Linked DNA regions of Homo sapiens: region 1 is linked to region 2. A link is a contact called in ENCODE Hi-C or POLR2A ChIA-PET data. All regions are on one chromosome and are shown on one strand. The core of a region is the stretch at or near the end of the contact, and the rest is flanking DNA. Distances in the headings are between cores, read along the strand shown.

The links. A loop is a pair of places that touch in the nucleus more often than their neighbours do. ChIA-PET counts read pairs that join two places held with the same protein, here RNA polymerase II (POLR2A). Pooled maps may share reads with other maps.
Region 1: a pooled map shows a loop between it and region 2 (2.6-fold over the local background). The contact joins the enhancer-like site here to the promoter of MRPL38 in region 2. A Hi-C loop is called at or near these places in 2 of 50 pooled maps. POLR2A ChIA-PET finds 5 or more read pairs at or near these places in 3 of 52 experiments (AG04450, GM12878 and Panc1).

What each region holds. Positions count from the first base shown.
Region 1 is chr17:76,406,709-76,413,009 of GRCh38, forward strand. All of the region lies in intron 1 of UBE2O (ubiquitin conjugating enzyme E2 O), which reads right to left. Among named protein-coding and RNA genes, the nearest start is that of SPHK1, 25 kb to the left of the region's middle. Within about 2 kb of position 2,008, at least 3 of the 41 ENCODE cell types and tissues checked have a DNase peak (open chromatin) inside an H3K27ac peak, as active enhancers do.
Region 2 is chr17:75,902,417-75,908,906 of GRCh38, forward strand. MRPL38 (mitochondrial ribosomal protein L38) reads right to left here and starts at 2,468. Exons shown (of 9, transcript NM_032478.4): 1 at 2,393-2,468; 2 at 2,124-2,303. The coding sequence starts at 2,459. RefSeq lists silencers at 2,264-2,313, 2,334-2,383, 2,394-2,873.

The sequences.
Region 1 (6,301 bases), core at 758-3,257, 500 kb after region 2:
TTTTTTTTTGAGATGGAGTCTCGCTGTGTTGCCCAAACTGGAGTGCAATGGCGCAGTCTCGGCTCGCTGCAACCTTCGCCTCCCAGGTTCAAGCAATTCTCCCGTCTCAGCCTCCCGAGTAGGTGGGACTGCAGGCACGTGCCACCACGCCCGGCTAATTTTTGTATTTTTAGTAGAGATGGGGCTTCACCATGTTGGCCAGGCTGGTCTCGAACTCCTGACCTCGTGATCTGCCCACCTCAGCCTCCCAAAGTGCTGGGATTACAGGCGTGAGCCACTGCATCCAGGTATGAGCCTGTTTCAAATGACAACTTGCCCAGTCCTTAAACGCAGGGTTCTTGAGTCAGACACAGGAACGTCAGGCAAACCACTCCTGCCGACATGTGGAAGGAGAGATGATGGCAGCTGTCTCAGCATGGCTGAGGTGGAGTCACCAAGGCAGCGGACCGCAGGTGGCACATGGTGCACGGTACAGAGTAGGTGCTCAGCAAGGTCGGCAGCTGTGATCACTGGCCCTGTGAGCTGCAGGGTGAAGACCCCTGAAAGGTCAGGCTCTCCTTATCTCTGCTCCAAGACCCCAGGAGGCTGGAGAGGCATGCTGGCGTGACGGTGCCACTTTTCTAAATCAAAGAATATTCTGTGCCTGTAACCCTCTGTGCCCAAATCTCCACTCTGAGATACGGCATTTTTTTGTGCTGCCCCACCCTATCTTAATCCCCTGCTCCCATTTTAGACTTCAAAAAGCCACAATTGCTCCCAGAGAAGCCAGAAGCGGCAGGACAGGAGAATCCAATGCAAGGGGGGCTGCACCATGTGTGGCAGGAGGGCTGCCTCCACCACTTGGGGGTCCCTGAGAGAGCAGCCAGGAAAGGAGGAGAGAAGAACGCAGACACAGACCTAAATCAGTGCCGTCACTGATGAAACACCCTGTTCAGCCTAACAGCACCCTTGGGAGTGCAGGGGAAACCGAGGTGTCAACTCTGAGGCTGAAGCAGAAAAAAACAGCTGGTGAAAGCTGGCATCATGGCAAGGCCAGAGGCTGGCAGGGCAGGCAGTGCCCAGTGCTCCCAGGAGAGGGAGGCTGGCAGCAAATGCCATTCTTCCCGTGGGGTCTCCAGACAACAGCAGCTCCACCTCACCAGGATGCTGCCTCCAGGGGCTCTTCTGACCTTTCTATGACAAGGAGTTACATTTCTCCAAAGACCTGATGGTGCTGGGAGCAGAGTGGGAGCGACAAGGGGCTGGGGGATGGTAACATGGTGGCTACACTCCCTTCCACTGGGAATTAGAACCCAAGACAACGGCATGTGGAAGGACTTAGGATGACTTGGGAGGCTCTTGTGACTTTCCTTCCTAACTTCCTATACCCCACCCATACTGGGCACTGGCTTTCTCCAAATAAGCCCATACCCTCCCATCTGTGAGCCACTCCACTGAACAGTTACTTCCAAATGTCCTCCTCTCCCTGCCCCCGTATGCACAACCTGCTTCACAAAGCCTTTCAGTGCCCCCGTCAGGAAGGAACCGACGTGCTCCTGGCGAATGCAAGAGCTCTGGAGTTTTTCGCCTCATGCTAACCAGGTGCTTCCTACCTGGCAGACAGTTCTCCAAGCGTTTCACTGTCTTCGCCCATGAGGTGCTCCACAACCCATGAAGCACATCACTGCCATGCTCATTTTGCAGATACGCAAACTGAGACCAAGAGAAAATAAGCAACTCATTCAATGTCACAAGTAGTGGAGCTGGGACCTGAACGCAGGCAGTTTGGCTCCAGAGTCCATTCTCTTAACCAAATAAAAAGCTCATCTCTCCCCAGAGCTACAGAGACAGGGAAAGACTTCTGGCAGGTCTACACATTTAAAGACAGTGATTCTTCTGCTTATGAAAGAAAGAAAAACTCTCTTCATTTCTGAGGCAAGTGGAAGGCAGCAATGGTGGCCACTGACTGCGGATGCCTGCTAGGCACAGTTTGCCCTCCACTTCCCCTTCTACCTCCAAAGAGCAAATGACAGGTGCCAGCCGGCCTGGCAGGTGAACACTAGAGGGCACTGTGCCCACTCTGGGAAAGCACCAGATTTGTGAACAAAACTAAACCTTGGAATAAACCCAATCCCTACTGTTAAGGGGTGCCCTGCTTGTAGTTTAAAAAAAAATTGTTACTAGGAGGGGATCTGGGGTCGGGGGTGAAGAGATTTCAACTGTCCTCATGGGCTCTGAAATTCTAAACAACCTCAGAGTTGGTGAGCTATTTATTGTCTAACATTTCTTTTTTTTTTTTGAGATGGAGTCTCACTCTCTGGCCCAGGCTGGAGTGCAGTGGCGCGATCTCGGCTCACTGCAAGCTCCGCCTCCCGGGTTCACGCCATCCTCCTGCCTCAGCCTCCTGAGTAGCTGGGACTACAGGCGCCCGCCACCACGCCCGGCTAATTTTTTGTATTTTCAGTAGAGACGGGGTTTCACCATATTAGCCACGATGCTCTCGATCTCCTAACCTCGTGATCTGCCAGCCTCGGCCTCCCAAAGTGCTGGGATTACAGGCGTGAGCCACCGCGCCCAGCCTATTGTCTATTTCTTAGAGAGTCGTAACTATCAGAGGTTTCTGAACAGAAAAAGGACAAGACAAGATGCCAAAATGCTAACAGTGTCTCTAAGCCAGAAGGGGTGGTGGCTGGTTTAAAATGAACACACACTACTTTTTTTTTTTTTGAGACAGAGTCTCGCTTTGTCGCCCAGGTTGGAGTGCAGTGGCACGACCTCAGCTCACTGCAACCTCCGCCTCTGGGGTTCAAGTGATTCTCCTGCCTCAGCCTCCTGAGTAGTGGGATTACAGGCATGCACAACCATGCCCGGCTAATTTTTGTATTTCTAGTAGAGATGGAGTTTCACCATGTTGGTCAGGCTGGTCTCCAACTCCTGACCCCATGACCTGCCCTCCTCAGCCTCCCAAAGTGCTGGGATTACAGGCGTGAGCCACCGCCCCTGGCAAACACACACCACTTTGCACACATGTGACTCAACAGTGGGGCTGCCCAGTGGAACCCAGGACCGACATCCTCTGTGCCTCCTCTGGAAACAGGAGCAGCAAACAACACAGTTGCCCTCCGAGGAGAGGGATTCTGGCACATGCTAAGCGCCCATTCTCCTGCAGGGGGGATGCAGACAGACAGACGCAGAGAAGGTGGTACCAAGTGCCATGAAGAAAAACTAGGCCACATGGGGGCCAGCAGAGGGAGAGCACAGTGAAGAATTTTAAATGTGTGGTCAGGAAAGGCCCCTCCGAGGTGATGCTGAACCAGAGATCGGGATGAGATGGGGAATGAGCTTACCAAGCAGGGAGGAGTAGCTGTCAAGGTGCTGGGTGGGGTGACTGGCACAGGCCGGCAAGGCTTCAAGAAGGCAGAAGGCATGGTGCTGTTATTCAGGCCTTAGAGAGCCACAGGGAGGGCTTGAGATTCTATCCTGAGCAAGATGGAAGCCCCTGAAGGCCTCCACTCAGAGCCCTGCCTGATGGTGATATCCAAAACATTACCTGATTTTTGGGCAGGGAACGTGCTGAGAGAGGGAGCACGGAGGCTGGTTAGCCCAGTGGTTCTCACCTAGGGGTAATTTTGCTCCTCAAAGGACATTTGGCAATGTCTGGAGACACTTTCGGTGGTCATAAAGGGTGGTGGGGGTTCTGGTATCTAGTGGGCAGAGGCCAGAATGCTGAGCATCTAACAACGCACAGGACATCCCTCAACGAAGAATGGCGTGGCCAACGCACCCGCAGTGCCACAGCTGAGAAGCCCTGAAGGTGCTCTGGAGACGCAGGTGCTGAGACCCGAACAATGGCAGAGAAGGTGGGTCTGCGGACCAGCCTCTGGATACATCAAGTAGGAAAGCAATCAAATGGTAAGTGAGGGGTCAGGGACAATGCCAGGGCAGAGGGCAACGTGGCAGGAGGCTGGGCACTTCTGTTGTGCCCCATTTGAGCTCCCCGAAGCTATGCTGGGGGCCACTCAGAGCAGGCATTCAGGAGCCGGGGAAGCTCACCGGGGGCCTCTCCTGCCAGGAGCACTCTCCCTCCACGGCTGCCTGACTCCCAAGGCACATGCTGCTTCTCTGAGCTGCAGTCTTGAGGCTGACCCCCAATAACACAGCAAAAGCAACTAGCTCGTCCTGCAGCTCCTGGTCCAGACTCTCATTCATAACACTGACCTTGACTGACCAGGTGGAATCCAAATTCACTGTATAAAGTGATCCAGGAATAGAAAACACAAACTGAGGCTGATCAACATGTTGAAAATACAAAGACGCTAAATAAAGAAGCTACTTTTTTTTGGTGTGGTGGGGGAGGGGGTGGGTGGGAAGAACAGAGTTTCACTCTGTCGCCCAGGCTGGAGTGCAATCATGGCTCCATCTTCCAGGTAATACTCCCACCTGTCTCCTGAATAGCTGGGACTACAGGCGTACGCCACCATGCTTGGCTAATTTTTGTAATTTTTTGTAGAGAAAGGGTTTTGCCATGTTACCCAGGCTGGTCTCAAATTCCTGGGCTGAAGCAATCCTCCTGCCACCAAAGTGTTGGGATTACAGGTGTGAGCCGCTCCACCTGGCCAAGAAGCTACTTTCAAGTGATTTTGATTGTCATGTCCCTGTAGGAGCGGATGGCTCCTAAAGGCTGGGCTGCTCCTGGAGGCCATGCCCTTGCCCCAAGGGAAAAGGCGGCTTTGTGCCTGGCCACTAGCACCAGCATTTGAACACTAAATGGGCTCCCAGTTCAAAAAGGGGAGCTGGAAGAAGTCCAAAAGCAGGGGCCTGCATGGAGCCTAAGCACTTACAGCTCAAGGCTGGAAGCCACCAGCCATGCCACAGTCATCTCCAGGTGTCAGACACCAGGGAAGGCCAAACAGGACGAGACATGGGTGCTCTCTTTTAATCCCGGGGTAAAAGGCAACCCCACCGCTTCTGGAGGTTAGTGATGTAATCAATACCAGATTTTTTCTTTTTTTTCTTGAGACAGGGTCTCACTCTGCCACCCAGGTTGGAGGGCAGTGGCGCAAGCAGGGTTCACTGCAGCCTCAACCACCTGGGCTCAAGTAATCCTTCTGCCTCAGCCTCCTGAGTAGCTGGGACTACAGGCACATGCCACCACCCGGCTAATTTTATTTTTTTTGTAGAGACTGGGTTTTACCATGTTGCCCAGGCTGTTCTTGAACTCCTGAGCTCAAGTGATCCTCTTGCCTCAGCCTCCCAAAGTGCTGGGATTACAGGCGTGAGCCACTGTGCCTGGCCCCAATACTAGGTTTTCAGCTCACAGCTTGCAGTAGTCTCAAACAGAAAAGGTCCAGCATCATGCCAAGTGCCCGCTGAGGCTTCACAGACAGCCTGGGACCTCAAGGACAAGCGGACGACCAGCCCCACACTAGGTCCCTGGTGAGTGTGTAGACAACAGGTCAGCTTGCAATGGCTCCTGGATTTGTGTTCAAAGAGTGAGGCTTTCCCTTTGTAGGACTAAGCCAGACCCTAGACCTCTGAAGGTCCAGCAGCCACACACAGGACTGAAGCTGTTGACCTAGGCCAGGACTCAAAGACCAGATTCCTAAAAGGAAGATGAGGTTAGACCAGCACTGGAAACTTCTAAATTCCAACTTGATACTTCCCAAAGAGTAAAAACAATCTGAGAAACGCCACTCCTCCACCCCCTCCCTGACCCCCCATCTCTTATTGTCTGAGCTGGGTCTGAGTCCTAGGTGTATAGAAAAAGAGTGAACTTGACAGTGGCCAACTGGGGGTGTGGGAGAGACAGAGCTTCCAATTGTGCTGGGGACCTCAGGGGCTCCTAACCAGCCTCTCTCCCTCCCCTCCTGTCTCAGCTGAGGCCTCTCTGGCTCTTTGGTTGTCCCTGAGCTTGAAGGGTCTAGCTCCACGCTGCCATGTGCCCACTCCACTGCCAGCACAGGTGTGGCGCCACTATAGTTCAAGACAGGGGTCACGTGTGTTAGTGCATATATATTTTTCAAACTAAGAAAACCAACTCGGCCGGGCGCAGTGGCTCAAGCCTGTAATCCCAGTGCTTTGGAAGGCTGAGGCAGACAGATCACAAGGTCAGGAGTTCGAGACCAGCCTGGCCAACACGGTGAAACCCCGTCTCTATTAAAAATACAAAAATTACCTGGGCGTGGTGGTGGGCACCTGTAATCCCAGCTACTTGGGAGGCTGAGGCAGGAGAATCGTTTGAACCCGGGAGGCGGAGGTTGCAGTGAGCCGAGATTGCGCCATTGCACTCCAGCCTAGGTGACTGGAAGACAGGGCAAGACTC
Region 2 (6,490 bases), core at 1,218-3,717:
TTAAAAAATCTGAGAGATGGGATCTCATTATGTTGCTCAGGCTGGTCTCAAAACTCCTGGTCTCAAGTGATCCTCCTGCCTCAGCCTCCTAAGTAGCTGGGATTATAGGCGCAAGCCACTGCACCCAGTGAGGGGGCGGGCACATCTTCTTGGTTAAACTGCCTGTCCCTACCTAGTCCTCTCATTCTGTGCTTCAAGCTCTGCTGCTCAAGCTTTCCCTGTGATTCACAGAATTAAAACATACTGTGCAGTCTACTTCCCAGACCTGAATAGGATGTAACTGGGAAGCAAATCAGATACAACTTGAGGTTGTGTTTTTCTTTGAGACAGAATCTCACTCTCTCGCCCAGGCTGGAGTGCAGTGGCGCGATCTCGGCACACTGCAACCTCTGCCTCCCGGGTTCAAGCAATTCTCCTGTCTCAGCCTTCTGAGTAGCTGGGATTACAGGCGCCTGCCACCATGCCCGACTAATTTTTTTTGTATTTTTAGTAGAGACGGGGTTTCACCATGTTGGCTAGGCTGGAGGCTGTGTTTTTCTGATCCCCAAACCAGGTCACAGTTTTGTCTAGGTCATGGGAAACTGAAGTCAATGGTCCTTCCAATTATAGTTGAGATCACCTCCAAGCCTGTTCACAGGTGGCTATGAACACCCAGCTGTCCTAGGTAGAGTGAATGACTGATGCTAGAAGGACTTATAGAAGTGCTTCTCGGCCAGGTGCTATGGCTCACGCCTGTAATCCCAACACTTTGGGAGGCTGAGGCAGGGGGATCACTTGAGGTCAGGAGTTTCAGACCAGCTTGGGCAATATGGTGAAACCCCATCTCTACTAAAAATACAAAAATTAGCTGGGCGTGGTGGCGCATGCCTGTAGTGTCAGCTACTTTGGAGGCAGAAGCAGGAAAATCGCTTGAACCCAGGAGGCAGAGGTTGCAGTGAGTCATCGCACCACTGCACTCCAGCCTGGGCAACAGAGCGAGCCTCTGCCTTAAAACAAAACAAAACAAAATAATAATAACGAAAACATACTGAGCCCTCATCAGAGATGGCATTAGGCAAAAATGCCAATGAATTGCCTCTTTTAATCCTCACAGCAATTTTGTAGCAAAGACACAATTATTTTATTTTACAGTTGAAACAAGCTCAAGGACATTATCCGAGAGGCTGAGCTAGGATTTAAATCGGGCTATTTAGATTCCACGCTTGTGCCTTTAACCACCACAAAACTGCCTCTATAAATGCTAAAGAAAAGAAAAGAAAAGAAAAGCATATACTCCATAAATTGTAAGTTCCTTAAAGGTTGGGGTCTTTTTTTTTTTTTCTTTTTGAGACGGAGTTTCGCTCTTGTTGCCCAGGCTGGTGTGCAATGGCGCGATCTCGGCTCACCGCAACCTCTGCCTCCTGGGTTCAAGCGATTCTCCTGCCTCAGAGGCCTCCCGAGTAGCTGGGATTACAGGCATGCGACACCACGCCCAGTTAATTTTGTATTTTTAGCAGACACGGGGTTTCTCCATGTTGGTCAGGCTGGTCTCGAACTCCCGACCTCAGGTGATCCGCCCGCCTAGGCCTCCCAAAGTGCTGGGATTACAGGCGTGAGCCACCGCGCCCGGCCAGGTTGGGTTCTTTTTTGAGTCACCCTGCCCAGGCCTTTAATTTCATTCAGCAAAGTATTGCACATGTACATCCTTGCACTGTTCGGGTGCAAGGATCCAATGGAGGGCAAGACAAGCAGGATCCCTGTCAACAGGGCGCTTACAATCTGGGGAGAGGCAGCGCACAGTCAGAATGCAGTGTGGCCAGAGTTACCTACAGAGTATTTGAGGCGCACAGAACGGCATCCCAATCCGGAAAGTCAGGTGGTCAAGATTTTAGGAGCAAATATTTTAGGAGCTGGAACTCTAATAGTAGGGGGAGCGAATTTTCCAAGAATGAGGTGCAGAAGGTGTGAAAAATCCTGGGGTGATTAAGCTGCCGATAGCGCACACAGGTCTGCAGGCAGGCCCTCCCAGCGTCCCCAGCATCCACAAGGGCGCCGGCAAGGCTCGCCCAGCGCCCGGGGAAAACGCCGGCGGGTCCCGAGTTCCCCGGGCGGTGGCTGCAGCCCCTGCTCCAGTCGCCCCGCACCTGTCTTCTCCCCGAAATACTCTCGGTAGGTCCGCCACCAGTGCGGGGCCTGCGCCTCCTGCTCTGCTCGGCGCCGGTAGCGGTCGAAGCTCCGGTACTTCTCCAGCCGCTCCAGGTTGCTCAAGTCGATGTCACTGTTGGGCATCGGCCCCAGCGGGGGTGTCCGGCGGCCCAGGACGGCTGCGGGCAGAGAGAAGACGTAAGGCCGGCGCCCCACAGCTCGGGCGACAGCCCCCCCCCCCCCCCCCGCAGAGCTGCCCACCCCTCACCCGAGGTGCTGAAGCCCCGCCATCTCCGACACTCGCACAGCGCGGCTCGCCACCAGGGCGCCGCCATCTTCCCTCCGGCCTGCGACACTGCGGCCGCCACTAGGACCCGGGCACAGGTGGCCAGCGCGGTGCCTGAGCGCACCACAGCAGGCCCCGCCCCTAGGCCCGCCCCCGGGCCCGCGCTGCGGAGCAGGCCTCAGACGCCTGTCCCGGAGGCCCCTGCACCGTCTGCCTCGGGCGCAGGTGGAAGGTGGCCGCGGTCTGTAGACGCCCGGCTCCGGAAGTGCCCGTTGGACGGCGGGGCGGAGCCGAGAGCAGTCATATGCTCGCCCATGGCTGGCCACCAGGGGGCGGCACAGACCGGGGTCGGCCGCCGGGGCCCTCCTCCAACCCCTGGACGCTGCGTCCTGATTTCCCCAGGGACGCAGGCCTGGTTGGGAGAAGGGGTGCGAGCTCCGATTCCGGACTCTGCTTGGGTTTAAAACCCAGATTGAGGGCTGGGCGCGGTGGCTCACGCCGGGAATCCCAGCACTTTGGGAGGCCAAGGCGGGTGGATCACGAAGTCAGGAGATCGAGACCATCCTGGCCAACACGGTGAAAACCCGTCTCTACTCAAAATACAAAAATTAGCCGGGCGTGGCATACGCCTGTAATCCCAGCTACTCGGGAGGCTGAGGGAGGAGACTCGCTTGAACCTGGGAGGCAGAGGCGGAGGCTGCAGTGAGCCGAGATCGCGCCACTGCACTCCAGCATGGGCGACAAAAGTGAAAACTCTATTTCAATAATAATAATAATAATAAAATAATAGTAATAAAAACCCAGATTGTGGCTGGGCGCGGTGGCTCATACCTGTAATCCCAGCACTTTGGGAGGCCGAGGTGGGCGGATCATCTGAGGTAATTAGTTTGAGACCAGCCCTACGAACATGGCAAAACCCTAAAGATACAAAAATTTTTGTATCTCTACTAATGATACAAAAATTAGCCGGGCGTGGTGGCAGGCGCCTGTAATCCCAGCTACTCAGGAGGCTATGGCACAAGAATTAACTTGAACCCGGGAGGCAGAAGCTGCAGTGAGACGAGATTGCGCCACCACCTCGGTGCCAGAGTGAGACACCGTCTCAAAATGCCCCTCCCCCCCCCCAAAAAAAAACCAGATCGTGACCTTACTGTCTTCCTTGTGGTTTCCTCATTTGGGAAAAAGCAGGTTAACACTAGTGCTTACCTGACAGCTGTCAGGATGAAAAGATTACCCTCTGGAAAGCGCTCGCAGTGGTTTGTGTGTTAGCTCAACTATCTCCAACTTCTCATTATCCACACAAAGGCAGAAGTGACCTGGTTAAGTGCAGATGTGAATGTTTCTGGCAGGACTCAGGCTTGCCCTTGTGATCCAGTTCTACCATGGCAAAACTTGGTAGCCTGGGGAATCTGGGACCCTCCTTTGCCCCAGCCCTGGCCCTCCTGCCCTAAAAGGCAAGACTTTTCCATCGCACTTTGCCTCCAGGCCACGGGGCCTTTGTATACGCTGTGTCTTCTGCCTCTCACCTCCTCACTGCCCCACCTTGGCCTGGCCACCACCCAGCCCCAGGAGAGGGGTCTCTCCAGGAAGCCTGCTCTGACATCCCAGGCCAGGGCTGGTGGTGACCAGGCCAGTGGCTCTGGCACCAGCAGAAGCTTGACCCTCACAATCACTTTGAGATGGAATGAGAATGGAATGAGGGTCTCTCCATCCAGCAGGAAGTGGCCACACCTTCCACTGGTTTTCATAAACAGCAGCCAAACAGCTAAACCTTTCACAGTCATTTCTAATCCACCCAGCAGTGTGCACCTGCTACATGCTAAGTGTGGAGGGGAATACGTGGGGCAGTCACACCCAGTCCTGCTCGTAAGGAGTTGCTTATTGTGACATTCCATACTGCAGTTATGCAGTACAGGAGCATAACTGGATTGTGTGTTTACATCGTGGCTGTTTTACCTTGTCCTTTTTTTTTTTTTTTTTGAGATGGAGTTTCTGTCGCCCAGGCTGGAGTGTAGGGGCACGACCTCGACTCACTGCAACTTCCGCCTCCCAGGTTCAAGTGATTCTCCTGCCTCAGCCTCCCGAGTAGCTGGGATTACAGGCATGCACCACCACGCCTGGCTAATTTTTTGTATTTTTAGTAGAGACTTGGTTTCACCATATTGGCCAAGCTGGTCTCAAACTACTGACCTCAGGTGACCCACCCACCTCGGCCTCCCAAAGTGCTGGGATTACAGGTGTGAGCCACTGCACCCGGCCACCTTGTCCTTTTGTTTCTGAATCATTTTCTTCAGCCTCTAAACCCACCCGCTCTACCCCACGACCCTCCCAGCCCTCTCCAGATGAAGATGTATGGGGCCTTGGCAGTTGGCGTGGAAGCTGCTGGCCACCCAGGTGGCGGTGCATTCCTCCATTCTTGTCCTCTTGCTGTCCTAGAACCCTGATTGGCGCTTGCTTGGATATTAACAGTTTGAGAGAGGCTTCACGTGGATTCCCACGTGTACCAACTTGAAGCAAATAACGATGAATATCTTGAAACTAGAAGCAGTGGCTCTACCATTTTAAAAAAATATATGGGGGTCTCACTATGTTGCCCAGGCTGGTCTTGAACTCCTGGGCTCAAGCCATCCTCCCACCTTGGCCTCCTGATAGCAGCTACAGGTGTGTACCACTGCACCAGTTTTTTTTTTTTTTTTTTTTTTTTTTTTTGAGACAGAGTCTTGCTCTGTCGCCCAGGCTGGAGTGTAGTGGCCTGATCTCGGCTCACTGCAAGCTCCGCTTCCCAGGTTCATGCCATTTTCCTGCCTCAGCCTCCCAAGTAGCTGGGACTACAGGCGCCCGCCACCACGCCCGGCTAATTTTTTGTATTTTTAGTAGAGACGGGGTTTCACCGTGTTAGCCAGGATGGTCTCGATCTCCTGACCTCGTGATCCGCCCGCCTCGGCCTCCCAAAGTGCTGGGATTACAGGCGTGAGCCACTGCGCCCGGCACCTGCACCAGTATGTTTTACCCATTACATTCCACCAATATTTCTTTTTCTTTTTTTTCTTTTTTTTTTTTTTTAGACAAAATCTCACTCTGTCACCCAGGCTGAAGGGCAGTGACACAATCTCGGCTCACTGCAACCTCTCCCTCCTGGGTTCAAGCGATTCTCCTGCCTCAGCCTCCCAAGTAGCTGGGACTACAGGCCACACGCCACCACGCCCGGCTAATTTTTGTATTTTCAGTAGAGACGGGGTTTCACCACGTTGGTCAGGCTGGTCTCGAACTCCTGACCTCAGGTAATCCACCCACCTTGGCCTGCCAAAATGCTGGGATTACAGACGTGAGCCACCGCGCCCGGCCGCAATATTTCTCTCTCTAAAAGGAACTGAATGAAGCACTTGGGTTATGATCTTGTTTACAATTTTGAAGGAAAAAAAGAGCTGCAGCTACACAACACTCATTTCTGTACTCAGCCCTCTCCAGTGTCTGTGGCCTGGGAGAAGGCTGAAGGGGATAATTAGGATGCCTGCCACACCCTCATGGCGGTGACAGGAATGCTGAGTGCTTACACTGAGTAAAGTGCCATTATAACTGAGTGCCTGTGGAATGTCTCTGCTTGGCTGTCCCCCCGGCACTGTATACTCATCTGTGACACCACCCAGTCACCCAAGCCAGGAACCTGGGCGTCCTCAACACGTCTTCCTTTCTGATCCTCCATGACTGGCACTAGGCCCGAGGGCCACTTTTCTGTGGGCCCTCCCTGCCATGCCCGGTAGTCTTGCCCACAGTCCCTCCCCTGCACCATTGCCAGCTGCCTTCCCACACATCCTCTGTCCCACTCTTGCCCCCTCTGGTCCGGTCCCCACCCTGCAGACACAATGGGTTTTCTTTTGTTGTTGTTTTTTTTTTGAGACGGAGTCTTGCTCTCTCGCCTAGGCTGGAGTGCAGTGGTGCAATCTCGGCTCTCTGCAACCTGTGCCTCCCGGGTTCAAGCGATCCTCCTGCCTCAGCCTCCTAAGTAGCTGGGATTACAGGCACACACCACCATGCCCAGCTAGTTTTTTTGTATTTTTAGTAGAAACAGAGTTTCACCAT